Regions from separate parts of the Homo sapiens genome. Here region 2 is linked to region 1. Evidence: chromatin loops called from intact Hi-C (ENCODE). Cell type or tissue: OCI-LY7. All regions are shown on one strand. Region 1 overlaps PDE4D (phosphodiesterase 4D). Region 2 overlaps PDE4D (phosphodiesterase 4D).

Evidence for each region. Hi-C counts contacts between places; a loop is a spot of excess contacts. Peaks named below come from ENCODE experiments on the same cell type or tissue, not always from the same donor. Only the 100,000 strongest peaks of a DNase experiment are listed, where the experiment ranks them.
Region 2: a loop joins it to region 1, with 3 times the contacts of the local background. A loop is called at or near these places in 4 of 110 quality-filtered maps.

The regions. Positions count from the first base shown.
Region 1 is chr5:59,796,145-59,804,144 of GRCh38, forward strand. All of the region lies in intron 1 of PDE4D (phosphodiesterase 4D), which reads right to left. LOC105378988 (a long non-coding RNA gene) reads left to right here. Exons shown (of 2, transcript XR_001742413.2): 2 at 1-856. Among named protein-coding and RNA genes, the nearest start is that of PDE4D, 94 kb to the right of the region's middle. RefSeq lists an enhancer at 4,334-4,864. In OCI-LY7, CTCF peaks have their summits at 4,123 (motif pointing left) and 4,325; DNase peaks (open chromatin) are centred at 3,047, 3,467 and 4,097; H3K4me3 peaks cover 1,826 bases; H3K27ac peaks cover 1,644 bases.
Region 2 is chr5:59,559,580-59,567,579 of GRCh38, forward strand. The region is part of intron 1 of PDE4D (phosphodiesterase 4D); the gene reads right to left. LOC107986347 (a long non-coding RNA gene) reads right to left here. Exons shown (of 2, transcript XR_001742409.2): 1 at 887-8,000. Among named protein-coding and RNA genes, the nearest start is that of MIR582, 140 kb to the right of the region's middle. RefSeq lists an enhancer at 3,319-3,969. In OCI-LY7, no CTCF peak of the experiment used is centred here; DNase peaks (open chromatin) are centred at 3,422 and 3,572; H3K4me3 peaks cover 1,390 bases; H3K27ac peaks cover 2,233 bases.

The DNA.
Region 1 (8,000 bases):
CCAGGCTTTTAGTCAAAAGATCAGGGAGGAAGTCTGGTGTCTTGGGAGAAATTTCTAGATTATAGGAGTCACTGAATATCGTAACTTTGAAAAATCCATTTTGAATCTCACCAGAAACACAAAAGCCTGTAGAAATCCAATTATACAAATTTACAGTCTAGAAAAGGAAAAAAAATGAAATTACTCTTCATGCACATTTAAGCAGAGTTTAGGACTGGAAAATAAACAAGGCTTTGGTAACTGGGGAGTGCAGTGCTAACAACACAGTTGCAGGTATGTGGCTGTGTGGGTTTGAGCTTGGCTCTGCCTTTTACCAACTCCGTGACCTTCAGTCACTGCCCCCACTGTCTTCAGCTTTCTCCAAAAAGAGTGTTGTGTGTCCTCTTGGAGGCCATACCCTGGGGTGCTCAGCACAGGGTTTCACACACAGTGACTATTAACTGGATTTTAGCTCCTATTATAATTACTAATAGCAGATAATTGCCTTATTAAAAAAATTAAAGGCAAGCCCCCAAAAGTTAAGAACATATGTACTTGTTTGCTTTTTCATCTTCTTAGATGACACTTATTTTAAGTTTTCTTTGTATGTAATTCATTCTAGCTCTCTTATTCAGCAGTATTTCTTTCATTTGAAAACAGCATAATATTTAGATGCCAAATGTGATCATCAAATGCAAGAATATGGATATCCCACTAAGCTATCTAGTTATGCTCAAACCCAAACAAGTAGAAAGCCCTTATGTACAAAGTGATTCTTTTCATGAACTTGGAAATTTTTCAAAATCAGGTTGCTGAGTTCTGATTTGGAGCAGCCTGTCGCAATACCAAATCACCTTTGAATAAACTTATCCTCTCAGCTTTTATTGTTCAGAATTGATTTCGAGGATAGAAATTCCATTTCCTTGTCATATATACCTGAGCCGTTGCATCAAATTGTCAGATCAAACCTAAAATGCAGCACTTCGCAGATGGAGGAGAGACATTCTCTCTAAAAAAAAAAAAAAAAAAGTCAACCAAGTCAGAAGTTGTGAAGCTGCTGAAAAAAGCAAAAATAAACACTCTTAAGCAGGAAAATAGAAGACCTGTTGCTTGTGGGAAATAGATTTTCTAGAAGTTAGATCAGCTGGAAATATTGTCATGGACATGCCAAAAGGCAAGTGAAGGAAATGTACTGAATGTTGTTGGCTTTGCACTAAGAGGATCTCAGGAAGCAGTTCACAAGAGTGCCACCACATGCATGGAAGGACCAGCTCGTTAGATGCTTTGGGCAAATAAAAATTTTCTGTAGAGTTATTTTGTTCTGCTGGAGCCATTAAGTGCTCCTTGCTACATGAAATGGTATATAGCCCTTCAAATGGGGGCATTTAGCAATATAAAATATATTTACCCTGTCCGTTCTTGAGGATCACTCTTTAACTGTAGAGAATATGTCTTCTAAGGCACCAGAGACATCCAGAGATAGAGGGCTGCTGATATTAATAACACATAAACTTTGGGTGAAGGCATAGGGGAAGCCAGCCCTCACTAGAACTCCACTATGCAGGCACCCCGATCTCACACTGCCAGCCTCCACAACCGTGAGAAAATAAGCATCTGTTGTTTAAGCATACCCTCTCTTCATAGGGATTATTGGAGCCTAGAAGAGTGCATGGACACTTTTCATTATTATTATTATTATTTACTAGATTATCACCCCAACAGAATAGGAACTGAATTCCTTTTTGCAAGTAGGTGTTCAATAATTATTTGTTGAATGAATGAATGCTATGGCTACTATATGGAATTTCTAGGTCAAATAGGAGCAGAAGGCTGGGGGTATGGGGGCTTGCACTTGTAATCCCAGCACTTTGGGAGTCCGAGTCTGGAGGATCACTTACACCTAGGAGTTACTAGCCTGGGCAACATAGGGAGATTCCGCATCTACAAAAAATAATAAAAAATAGCCAGGTGTGGTGGCCCGCACCTGTAATCCCAGCTACATGGGAGGCTGAAGCAGGAGGATCACTTGCACCTGGGAGGTTGAGGCTGCAGTGAGCTGTGATTGCACCACTACACTCCAGCTGGGATGACAGAACAAGTCTCCATCTCTCTCTCTCTATATATAAATGCCTGTGTGTGTGTGTGTGTGTGTGTGTGTGTGTGTGTGTGTGTGTTTGTGTGTATGAGACGAAGAGCAAAATTCAATTTAGTCATCGTACCCACATGTAATCACCAAAAAATTTTTTTTAAAAGCTATTTATAACCAAAAATATCTTCTATCAAGTTGTGGTAATATTACATGAAAGCCCATTTTGTTCTGCTGAGCACTTGCGTAGTTCTGGGAGTTAAAAGGTGGATGGAGCAGGAGAGACGTAAAGCACTAAATGCCATTAAGTAAGAAAAATCTGGAGTTCCTATAAGCAATTTTTGAAGTAGGAGAGGTACGGAAGGGTAGGAATGAAAGAAAAAACCCAAGCAAACCTAGCAAAAGGCTAACACCTTCCATATAGAAATCACTGGGTAACTGACTTTTTAAGAATATGAAAGTCTAAACACAGTCACTTCTCACATTATGGTGAACATTGCTTCCATTTCTTCAAACCATCAGTAAAGTGTGGTACAATGCAGAAATCCCATGTGTGAACAAGTTTTGTTTTGTTGGGGCAGAGGGAAGGCTGGTGGTTGGGAAAACTAAGGAAGGGGCTCAGTTCTACCTTGAGCCTCTGTGGTATGGAAAAAAGAGATGATGACAGCTACTGTGAGAGAACTCCTAAACGCAACCAATTTGGCTGAAGCAGAGATGTGGGGCCTGGTGTGATCAAGGATTCATAAAAGCTTTGGAGAGAAAGCAGAACTTTTCACAATCTGTACGATGGGGATTGCAGCCAATTTTATTTAGCCCTCAGGAAATAGGGTGACCCCAGTTGACCCCCAGGGGAAAAAATTCCCTATCTCATAAACAATAAAAATCTTAACTAAAGTTTAATATGATAGCAACCAGAAACAAGGCTTCCTGTTGTCCTCAGACAACCGAAAGTTCATATTCACACACCCAAGTAACCACACCCCCAGCCCCTGCACTGTGCAAGTGAACAGTTTCATTGACAACTTTGGGGTCTGTTTTGATCTTGGAGATCTTGGAGTTAACTGCAGAGAATGACTGGAGTGGATTTTATGAAGAGGTATTTTATAAATGCTTATGTGTAATGATGAGGGAAATTGAAGAAAGTGAAACAAACAGTAAAACCACATGGGAAGAATTCCCGCAGAACATGAGAAACAGAACTTGACTTAATGAATAAAATAACAGATGGCATCTCATTTTTTATTGGGTGTGTAAAGAATGAGAACCTGAAATGCAGGTTTGGTTATTCAAGTGAATTAGTAAAGGAGATTTATGGTTTTGGAAGAATCAGCAGTCATGGGGGGGCAGGAAATGGTTATAAGTGACTTTTAGATTCTGTGCTTGGGTGACTAATGACAAACATAGCATAGTAAACCATCGGACCATATCATGCAAACAGGCTGTGTGAATTAATTTTGTTTTGCTTTGTCTTGCTGGGGAAATTAGAAGGCTTAAACAAAGCAGAGAGAAGACATCTATTGGATTGTCCAAAATACTGTAAAATTTTGGCAATGTGGTATCTATACCAGGCAACTACAACTTCTGTCTTATTTGGTTTAGATACCCAAGGAAGTACAGGGGTACTCTGAAATTTACTTCGAGATACAAATCTTCAATTATTCACAAGCTGGCAGCACAGGTCTTTAAGTCTATTGTCCTTGTACTTCCCTAGAACACATCATCTTGGCACCAGATCTGCTTTACCTCTCAGAAGTTTAGAGCAAAATTCTACGAAAGGCAGGACTTTTAACACTCCCTCACTGTGGGGTGTTTAAAAAGACTATTATGGGGAGAAAAATGAATTGCTGAATAAGTAGTATGTGGAAGAAAGGTCTGTGTTGAATGAAGGGAGGTCTAGTCATTAAAAAAGAAAAAGAAGGCTCAAGCCACAGAGTTTTTATCGTGTGCCTCAGCCACTGGGGAAACAGTTTCAGTGCAGTATTATATATGAAATGTTTCCTATTAGAATCAAAGTTCCCACAATGGAACATGTGCGACAATACTAACTAAACACTACCATCTAGTGGCCAGTTTTGAGAACTACAAAAGCTCGCAAAGTGCATTAAAAACACCGTGAAAGAAATGCAACAACCAATGAAAAGATGTTTAATTTTCCCTTAGTATCAGGGAAAATAATTGATCACACTATATAGTAAATGAAGATATGTGTATCAAGTGCTGCTATTCTCAATTACCCTTAAAACTTAGATGGGCTTGCAGGGAGTCTCAAGTGCATGTTTTGCTGTTTATAGCACCAGTGTAGAGATATTTCCACCAATGACAAATAGGCTGTAAAACATAAAATCCTTTAGAAAAGTGATAAAAATACAATCAGTATGAGGACTTTGCTTCCTCTTCCCCTCCCCACCCCTACCCCCCTACTATCCCTCACACCTAACACCTCTCACAAGTTGCTATTGTATAGCTGGCATAGCTGGAGGAGTAGAAAGAGTGAGCTCACAGTCAGCAAAGCTGTGTGGTGCCTTTGTTCCACACACTTCTGGCTGTTTGAGCCTAGGTTAGTCACTTAACCTTTCTAAGACTCACTTTCTAAAAATACGCAAATATGTAAATTGTTGCTCTTCCAGTCTCCCTGGGTTTAGGGGAAAATAGAATGTGTACAAAAATGCATTGTAAATGCAAATGTGCCATACAAAATTGCTATTAGTTTTAAAATCTCTAAGTGAGGATGATGAGGATGTGAATCTGATATTTGAAGGTGCTAAACATTTTTTTAATTTTTTTTCAAAAAGCCATTTTTCTTAATATTGTTGATTTCCTGAGACAAATATCTTTGATCTGGGTTGAATAATTGTGGGAATTCTCAAGTTTATCCTGCCCCTATACACGCAGCAAAAGAAAGCTAATTAACTTGTCCAAATTTTTACATTGAATCAAAGACGAGACTGAGAACAACTGTCATAGCTTGAGTGTTGAAGTTTATCAATCTAGGAATCCTATTGTGTTGTTAATGTTTCCCCAGTAGTTTCAGTAAGTAATGTAAACCCATGAATCTAAATTATAAAATGGCTACAGGTAAACCATGACACCAAATTTCACTTCATATTTCATTATTCTAAGATACAAGGGCAGAACCTAAAGAAAGGGTAAAATAAAATGGACTTACATTAGACTTACTGACACCATCATTATTTGAGAAAGAGCTATTTCCTAGGTATATTTTAGGAACTTATCTGGTGATATCTATCTATCTACTAACTTTAGGAGTGGGGTGGAATTAATTCTTTTTACAAGATTAGTGAAGTTAGAAACAACTAGTTTCTAATTGATTAAATGTAACCTATTTTCAAGTATCTTCATATGACTGAAATCAATCTGTTTTATTTTCCAAACCAGTGGAATAGACACAGAGTCATTACAACCAGAATGACATGGCATTGTTACAAATCTTAGTATTAAAGCAATACTTCTGTTTTTATGTATAATTATTTTATAATGGAAAATGTCCCTCAAAATCAGACGATTTGTTCCACAATGAATCATCTACTCCAAACAACTCTGTTCCAATAATTAATGACAAGAACAACAAACACTTACCCACCAGATCCTTATGGTAAAGCTAACTTCAGACAGGAAATGCAGAACTCAGCAGAGTTCATTATTTTTCATTTCTAGATCAGAACAAGTTTATCTAAGACTCCAAATAAAGTTCATGCTTTGTGCAACGTGCAAATGACAGTTCATTATATTTTCTTGTTTCACAGAGAAAAACTCAGAAGGAAAACATCTACAGGAGATACAAATAAAGAAGGGCTAGGTGTTTCTGAAAATAATCTTCCAGAAAAAAAAAGTGGCCCTCTTGAAACTCATCAGGAAAAAAAGTACTTAAGAAACTCTAAAACATTTTTATGTGTTAGAATCACCGGGGTAATTTTGGCAATCTCTATGCCCAGATCACAGCCCACATCAATTAGAAGAGAACCTCTGGGACATGAAGATCAGTTTTTTGTTTTGTTTTGTTTTTGTTTTCATTTTTTTTTTAAAGTTCTCTAGGTGATGCCAACACGCAGCCATATCCCACAAACACTTTAGTTAAGAAATACATACTTTGAAGCAGGAAAGTAATGCCCTTTTTGGGGAAAACAGTCATTATATGATCACAGATTATTTTTATAACTTCCATATTCTTTTTTTTTTTTTTTTTTTTGAGACAGAGTCTCACTCTGTTGCCCAGGCTGAAGTGCAGTGGCGTGATCTCAGCTCACTGCAACCTCTACCTCCCAGGTTCAAGCGATTCTCCTGCCTCAGCCTCCCAAATAGCTGGGATTACAGGTGCAAACCACCACGCTCAGCTAATTTTTGTATTTTTAGTAGAGAGGGGGTTTCACCATGTTAGCCAGGATGGTCTCGATCTCCTGACCTCATGATCTGCCTGCCTCGGCCTCCCAAAGTGTTGGGATCACAGGTGTGAGCCACTGTGCCCAGCCTCCATATTCTTACATGAGCAAGAAGCAAGAATTCATTTTATCAGTATGTAAATTGTGAAAAAAACACATGCAGGTGAGAAGCAGGGGCTATAAGGATGAAATCAATGGGCCAGCAGAGAATACAGTGCATGAATTCAATAGTCCCTGCAGTGCTCCCTGCTAGGCAGTGCAGGGATATAGACAAATAGTGGCCTGATGTCTTTAATAAGCTGATAAATAGTTGGGGCCACCAATATGTAAACAAAGCAAGAACATAGAAAACACGCTCCAAATGGGTTACAAGCAGAGTTGTGGTGTAGGGCAGAGGAAGATAATAGATGCTAATGATTTAGGATGGTAAATACGACAACAAGAGTACAATCTCTACCTGGTTGATTCCAAGGAGTTTAAAAACGTAAATGCATGAATGACCAGAGGAATCCTCACCAGGGGAGTACGGCACAGGAATATAAACGTGACTTGATGTGCAGGCTCTAAGGCAGTGGTTCTCAGAATGTGGAGCCAGGTCTGCAGCGTCACTATCACCTGGGAGCTCATTAGACGGTACATAATTGGATCCCACCGCAGACCTACAAAATCAAAAATTCTGGGGATGGGGCCTAGAAACTCCTTTTTTTTTTTTTTTTCAATTTGTCTCTGCCACCCAGGCTGGAGTGCAGTGGCGCCATCTTGGCTCACTGCAACCTCCGCCCCCCGGGTTCAAGCGATTCTCCTGCCTCAGCCTCCCAAGTGGCTGGGATTACAGGTGCCCGCCATCACGCACAGCTAATCTTTGTATTTTTAGTAGAGAAGGGGTTTCACCATGGTGGCCAGGCTGGTCTCGAATTCCTGACCTCAAGTGATCCGCCTGCCTTGGCCTCCGAAAGTGCTGGGATTACAGGTGTGAGCCACCGCACCTGGCCCCAGCAATGAGTTCTTACAACCACTTCAGGGGATTCTGGCACTCCAGGTAATTCTGATGCATCCTAAAGTTTGAGAACGAGTGCTCTAAGGTTTTCTTGAAAATAAACAAATACATGAAATTGGCCATTTTATCATCAACATTCACTAAAGTAGATGGTAGTATGTATTCACTCATGCTTCAACACAGACAAGGTCACGTGGGCTAGGAACCATTCCACAGGACAGCAATCTTAGGTAAGGTCTTAAAATAGGAAATAGAAAATTAGTTGTTTTAAAAAGTGAGGGAGTAAACAGTAATATTAATGCAAACTTGCTGATTGCAGGTACTCAAAAAATAGTTACAAACTTGTATTTTATATATAGCTTATAATATTTTAGACTTCTGGAATGACCATGTCCCACTTTCTTTTTAATCCCTAACTTTTATTTATTCATTTTCTATTTCTATAGTTTTTGGGGTACAGTGGGTTTTGTTTACTTGGACACATTCATTAGTGGTGATTTCTGATATTTTGGTGCATCCATCACCGGAGCAGTGTACACTG
Region 2 (8,000 bases), 240 kb before region 1:
TGAAACTTCCTGATGTGAAAACTTTTCACCTATAACCTCAAAAGTCAGCTATAGCTAATAGCTCATGAGTATGTTTCCACAATACTGAACATTTTGATAAAATACACTTTAAAGACTTCCTGATTAGAAAAGATTAAAAAAAAATGTTTTCCTAGGATTATACTGGAAATTTTGAGAAGCTTCTTACAGCACTCAAAAAGAGTTCTTGTGTATTTGTTGTTGTCTGGAACGACATCATCAAGGATCAATCACATTCTTTAAGGGCTAAGTACGTTCACAAAATTTCCATTTTTCTCTCCAAAGCACATGGAAATAATTTACATATAAATGAAGAAACATGCCACCCTTTAAAAATACCAGTTTCTTGACATATAGTCCAATGGATTGCTACAATTTCAAGTCTTTAATAGATTCAAGTTGAAAGGAATGGCATGTCATTTGAAAGCGTTTCCAAAGCACAAGGGCAGCCTTGTTTTGCAATGTTTCTGAAATATTTGGTTTAGGACATGGCACCAGAGGGCTTGGCAGTGAATACTCCGAAGAAATGTAAAGTTTAATCAATCCATGAAAATCAGTCCCAGATGTGGCTTACGAGTGACACCATGTTTTTAAACATAATCTGGCATAAAAAGTTCAAAGGTAATAGATATCAGAAATATATTCCTAGTGATAAAACTGTAGGTAAAGTTTATTTAAACCTTTATTATGAACCCACTACACGCATTATCTGTTTTATGTCTTATAGCATGTAAAAAGGTGAGAAAAACATACTGTCCTGAATATGCTACCAATCAGGTAGATGAAAGCACAAAAAAAACCCATTCATTCATTCACTCACTCATTCATTCAACAAGTATGTATTGAACTCCAATTCAGGGTTAGATACTCTTTTGGCACCATGACTGTGAGATCTGGTTCTTGTTCTCCGCTATCTCTGCGACTTTTCATCTTTAGTGGGGAGAAAAGACAGGTAAACAGTTGATTAAAACCTAGTAAGAATTAGGTTCAAGTTTTCACAGGATGTGGTGAAGCTCAGAGGAGAGAGCAGAGCACTGGTCCAGTTCTCAGGTCTGGGGCCTGGAGGAGAATTGCCAAGGGAGATAGAGATTGAGCATAGTCAGGGAAGGGTAATCCCAGCAGATAAAGCAAACTGTGTAAATACGGGGAAAAGCTAGCAGGAAACAGGCAACAATAAATTCATTGTTTCTGGAGACAGTCTTAATGGGACATGGCAAACAGAGAGAGGATACTAGTGAGAGAGCCAGGTGCTGCGTTCCTGATGGCCAAAAGGTCTTGTTGGAGAGTTTGTATTTTATCTTCAGGGATCTGGAAAGCCTTGAAAGATTTCAATCAAAAAGATATTTAAAAACATGACAGAGTAAGAGAACACTAAGTTCCTCACTTAAAAGTTATGGCAGACATTTCAAAACTGTTCACCAATTTCCAGTTTTCTTCTTCCAACCCCACAGGAAAATTGTACTTCCCTGCCTCTTTGAGGTTAACAAAGTTGCATTGCTTTGGAAAATGAAATATGATCCACTTTTCGGGGTGGAAGCATTTAATTGTGACTTCTGGAATCTCTAACCCTTTCTTCTGTCATGGTGAAGGTAGACACCTGTGGTTTATATGGCGGCATTGCTTTTGGCAATCACATGGAGACTGCTGGCCTGCGGGGTTCTCAGATCCACAGTGGGGTCGTCCGTTATTGGAGTATTATTTTGCCTACCATGACTAGTACACGTATTCAAGTAATGGAGATATTCTTATAATTAACAAGCTACTAGCTCTGATTTGTAATTTGCTCAATTAGACAAAGTTAAGTGTGTTCCTTGTTAAAAGTATTCACCTGTCTAAAGTTTCTTGTCTTAGTAAAGCAAGTCACCGCTTCCAGATTTTGGAAGTGGTAATTAACAGCGTTTTGCTTATGGATTTACTTATAATTAGTTTTTGTTTTTGGAAATTTGAAAAATGCAAAGTTTAAAGAAGAGGGTGTACATTTATTCTAATTACTTTTAGAAAGAAGTAGTACATCAGTAATATGGTCTCAGTGTTAAAATATTTTAAAAGGGACCAGGCATGGTGGCTCACGCCTGTAATTCCAGCACTTTGGGCAGCCGAGGCAGGCAGATCACCTGTGGTCAGGAGTTTGAGACCAGCCTGACCAACATGGCAAAAACCCGTCTCTACTAAAAATTCAAAAAAATTAGCCAGGCATGGTGGCATATGCCTGTAATCCCAGCTATTTGGGAGGCTGAGGCCGGAGAATTGCTTGAACCCGGGAGGCAGATGTTGCAGTGAGCTGAGATCGCACCACTGCACTCCAGCCTGGGCAACAAGAGTGAAACGCTGTCAAAAAAAAAAAAAAAAATTAAATAAAATGTAGATTAACTCCTGAAAGTGAATACTGTACATGTTTGCATGCATTTTATTCTTTGTACCTTGTGACTGCTGGCTACTTACTGCCTTCCTCCTGATACCAGTTTTTCTCTACTGCATATGTCAATAAATGTTTAGAAATGCTTGAAGAATACAGAGAAAGCCCAAAGTGTTTTTTGTTTTGTTTTGTTTTGTTTTGTTTTTTTCAGAAATGCATCTAAGTGTCTCCTTACAAAATGAGAGAATTCATTGATTAGCCATTCTTTGGACATGCTCTTAAACGTCCTCTACCAGAAGGAATTTCATATTCCTATCACAAAAGGGAAATTGCTTATTCTTATGTTTATAACACCAGATCTTTTATTTGATATATACTATGTGTATATATTATACAAATAAGCTCTTTATAAAAGATAACCATGAAGGAATTATTTCCTGAAACGGCAAAATATAAATTTGCCTGTAAAATCAGAATGCCCTAGCCAATCTTTTGAGATTTGACCAGGATGATCCTGTGGGTAAGGAAACTAACCCTTTCAAATTGCATGAAAATTAGAAGACAAATGAAGATGTTGTGAATGGAAATTCATTTCCAAATAAACCACTGGGATAAAAATCATTAGAATAATGCTAGTTTCAAAATCTATGTTTTTCCGTCTCTTTGTCACTCACAATTATTTCAAATATGTTCACTTTAAAGTACAGTATATATACCTAGTTAGGTTGAGTCATGTTTTAGAAAAATTCCTTAGAGTTTGTTTTTAAGCAAAACAGGACTGTTTTAAACAAAGCAGAACCTTAACAGGAAACTGATAACAGTGGCCAAGAAAAGCATCTTATTTTCTATTTTCTGTGTATTAGAAAGAAACCCTATTTCTCACTTCCTCATATGGTAATTATATCTCGGTGGAATTGAATCCTCAGGACAACAGGGCATGTTATTGTGAGATATTTTACACCTGGCTTAACCATTCTGTAAAATCAGAGATAGTGACTAGCCCAGAGGCTCTGTCTCACTTCCTTCCGGTGTTGCTTAGCTATTGATAAATATTAAGGTGCATGTGATTTGGCTGCTAAAATGAAGAAAGGATGTCAGAAGGCTATCAGTTTGCTGAATCAAACAGCATTGCCACAGGGCTCCAAGCTGGCAGGGCCCCTCTGGGCATTGCCAGGTCACCAAGGAAGTGGCTGGGTGAGGTGGCAACAGGTGTCAGACATGCTGCTGAGCAGATGATCTCAGCAGGCCTGAGGACAGAAGAGAAGGTTACCACACAAAGTGCTTAGCTGTGACCGCAGAGGAATTTCAGCATCAAAGGAATTTGAGTAGAAAAAGGTTTCAAATTTCAGTTAACCCAGGGTTGAAGCAGCAGGACTCATTGATAGAAAGAGAGAAGCAAATAAAAGCCCACACTAGTTAACATAACTCTCAAATAAGAATGCAATTATCTGCAGCCACAGTAGCCCATGGAAAGATATCCCTAACCAGTCATTCAGTTGAGACATAGGGACATCACCTGGGTGGAAAGGACCCTTACAGGTTGTGAAGGAATTATAAGTGACCATTAGTGAGTGGTCACTATGTACCAGACACAGCTGTAAGTGCTTTATGGCCATTAATTCATTCCATCTTCACAACAACACTCTGAGGTAAGTATTCATATTTGCCTTATTGTACAGAGGTAGAAATGGAATCATAAAAAAGTGAAGACATCAGCCCTAGCTGATACAGCAAGTACAGAGGAGAGCCAGAATATAAACCTAAGAAGTCTGTCTGTATAAACCATGCTCTTAGCCACCAAGTTTCACCATCCCTCACAGGGAGAAAACTGCAGAGCAGAAAAGTTCTGGTCTTACTCCTAAGAAGAGATGCACATTACATACATGAAAAGATACCAAACATGACAACATAGAAAATGATGGATGCCAAGTGAGTGCCAGGAACTATAGAGCTGTTGAAAGAGATTCATTGCAAAACAGGTTGGAATAAGCAAGACAAACTTGAGAAGTGGATTCTCACATTGAGTGTGAACAAGCAGGGGCAGTGTGATGTGGAGGAAGGGAGCATGTACTCTACAGGCTTTAGCTTCAGAGGGGCTTGGGTTCAAATCCCAGCTCTGCCACTTACAAGTCATGTGAGCTTGGGGAAGTTACTTATTCTTTGTTTTCTAGTTTTCCTATCTGCAGGGATAGAAAAATGCTATTTCAAAACACTATTCATGAAGATCAAGCAAAATTAGTTATAAGCAGGTCTCAGCATACTTGGTACAAGGTACACATTTAATATGTGTACTATTATCCAACTAGGGAGAGATAGAAAGGGAGCTTCAGGTGAGAGGAACAGCATAAAAAATGATCCGCAAAAGCCAGAAATAAAACTTCTATGAGCTCAGTTCAAGCTGACTGGGTAGGTAAATGTCTGCCATGAACTTGGAAGTGAGAGAGAATCTCCCTTGGACACTCATTAAGGGGCCTCAAAGCCATGAAGAGTTGCCATGTGGTCCTTCCAGTCAATAAATAATTTTGTCCAAACACGAGTGGAAGAAAAAATTAAGAGACACCCGGATGGGGAAAACCCATTCTCTTTTTGGTGAGACAATCTAGCCAGAAGGACACTCTCGCCAGCTAGAGCTCTGCATATCCAAACAAGCACAGGTAAAGTGGAAGAACTGACCAGAAGAGGAGAAAACATGAATTAATTAATTAATCAAAGAAACACCTGTAAGGTTCCAAGTAGGTGGCAGGTAGGCTGAGTGTTAGTGTATCCAGTCAGGCAGGTGGTGATGACAAAGGGCCCCCAGGAAACTCCCATTTGTGTGAGTGAGAAAGGCAAGAAAACAGCATGCACAATGCTACTTGAGGAGCGATGTTTGAAAAAGTGATGCACAGGTTGCAGGGGATGCACAGAAACTAGGGATGCAGCACTGGAGTGGGGTGAGAAGCTTCCAAGAAGAGACAAGCCTTCTGATGGGTCTCAAAGGAAGAGGAGGGTCTCACCAGGCAAAGGGGTTGGGGGACACATTCTAGTCAGAAGGAACACCATGGACAAAGGTTGATGAATGAAGCAGAATGATATCTTTAAGAAGCTGCAAAACACTTTCCACCAGGAGGGTGCAGCTGGGGTGTGGCACATGAGGTTGTGAAATCAGGTCCTAAAGAGGCTGGAAGAATGTGTAGGAAGGAGATGGGCTCCGCTTGGCTCTTAGGTCTCTGCAGAAGGAAAGAGAAGGAGAATGGGACAGGTGGTGAGACTGGAGGCCTGTACACTATTTAGAAAGTTACTGGGCCAGGCACAGTGGATAATGCCTATAATCCCAACATTTTGGGAGGCTGAACCAGGAGGATCGCTTGAGCCCGGGAGATCAAAACCAACTTGGGCAACATGGAAAAACCCTATATTTACAAAAAAATAAAAAATGAGCCAGGCATGTTGGTTTGCACCTGTAGTCCCACCTACTTGAGAGGCTGAAGTGGGAGGATGCCTTGAGCTCAGGAGGTTAAGGCTACAGTGAGCCATAACTGCACCACTGTACTCCAGTCTGGATGACTGAGTAAAACCCTGTCTACAAAAATGCTCTAAAACAACAACCAAAAAAACCCAGAAAGTTACTGCATGGAGCCCAGAGGAGAAATAGTTGCAGCATCACTGGGAGGTGTGGGTAGTGGGGTGAAAAGGCTATGGCGTAAGCCTGGTGAGGAAAGGCAAAGCACCTGATGCTCCTTGGCTTCAAGTACAGATGGCAAAGCAACTGGGCAAGGAAGTCCCTGGACAGATGCTCAGGATGATTACAGCTTCAGAATGCTGAAGTGCAGCTGTGCCTATGTTTTCTTCCTCCTGTCCTCTGCCACACTGTCCTTCGTCACCCTCTGGGGCACCTCCCCTCATATGAGAATTGAGAAATGGAGGGAGAGTACATGAGTAGTGGGGAGACACCAAGACAGCAGAGCATAGTGAAGAGAGGAGGAGAGGGGAAGCAAAACTTAAAAGAGACTCAATGAAACTGGGAGTGCTTTTGCTAATGCCACTAGGAAAAAGAAATGTGAAAATAAAATTTTATATATAAATACAAACACATGCATATGAGTGGGTGGGTTAAACTACTATACCACCTCTTAGCCAGAATGATCTTTTCTAATTAGATTAGGAAATGAAAGTGTTAGAAGACTGAATGGGTAACATTTGAATTTTCCTTTTGAAAGATGGGCCATATTTTGACTTTAGAGGAAACACAGATGGGAAGTGCATTCTTGATCTTGGAAATGTTGTGATGATCCATCACTGTCAGGGTGAAGTAAGGATCTTTAGCATGGCCACCAGAGCCTTATCTCCCACCTCTGTGCCTGCCTCCACCCTGGCTCTTCTGCTGCCTTTATATTAAACATTTGTTCATTCACCACATAAGGTTCTCTCTCTTGCCTTCTTTTCCTGGTTAATTCTTACTGATCCTGCAAATCACAGCCTGAACTACTCATCCTCAGAGAAGACATTCCTGATTTTCCCTGAACAGATAAAAAAACCCTTCACAGATTTTTGAACCCTGTGTGTCTTTCTCCCGTAGCATCTGATCCAGTCACAGTTTCATGTGTGTGTGTGTGTGTGTGTGTGTGTGTGTGTGTGTGTGTGTGTGTGTGAGAGAATGAGAGAGAGAGAGAAAGAGAATTTGATTAATGCATGTCTTCCCCAGTTAATCATAAACTCCATAGGGGCAAGAACCATGTCTGATTTGGCATCTACGAATGAGTGATGAATGCAAATAATGTTTGGCTATGGGGGGATGAGGTGTGGCCATGTAGGAAGATGATGTCAGGGTGTGGTACAAGGTTAAGGAAGCTGCAGCTAAAAAGGATGCCAACTTAATCTATTTTGGCCATTTTGTCTACCCTAAGTATTATGTTCACACTGTATTTCTTCTTTCTGGACTAAGAAAAAAAAAACATGTTTGCTTGTGGGGTCTTTTTTTCCTTCTAAAATATTAGACTGCAAACAAAGGCACTGTTGGGTAGTATATTTTTGTTAGCACCCAAGGGGAAATGACTGTGTTCTTGGGCTCTCCAATTTTTACATTACATGTTTTCTACATGAGCTTTCAACCTAATGTAAGAATTAAATGCAAATTTGAGGCATATGAACTATTTTATGCAAGATCTTAAAATTGTTTTCCTTGGGACGTTCATTGAAAGTATGGCTCATTACTGAAAATCTATTCTTCAGTGTGTTCCTAACCATCTAGCCACGTCAAAAAAAGTTGCTTTAATATCTGAAGCCAAATCGCTGCTTTCCTTTGTGATTACAAGGACTCTCTTGGTAAATCAGAGTATGGCCAATGTCCAGTTGCTAAAGGTGGAAACTACAAGTTACTATTCTCCTTAAGTTACCAGCAAGATACAGTCAACATGTAGTTCTTTGGTGTCTGTCAAGAAAGTACAGAGATTTATAGGTAAAGAAGTCAATTTTCTTATCATAGATATAGTTGTCATATGGAGAGTATGCTGATTAGAAATAATGAAAGCAAGAGATAAACTTAAATTGTGGAATTATCTGAGAATTTCCATTATCCATGTCCCAAGTTAACTGCAAACAATATAAAGTTGACTATATCAATTTTTATGTACAGAAAAACATTTGG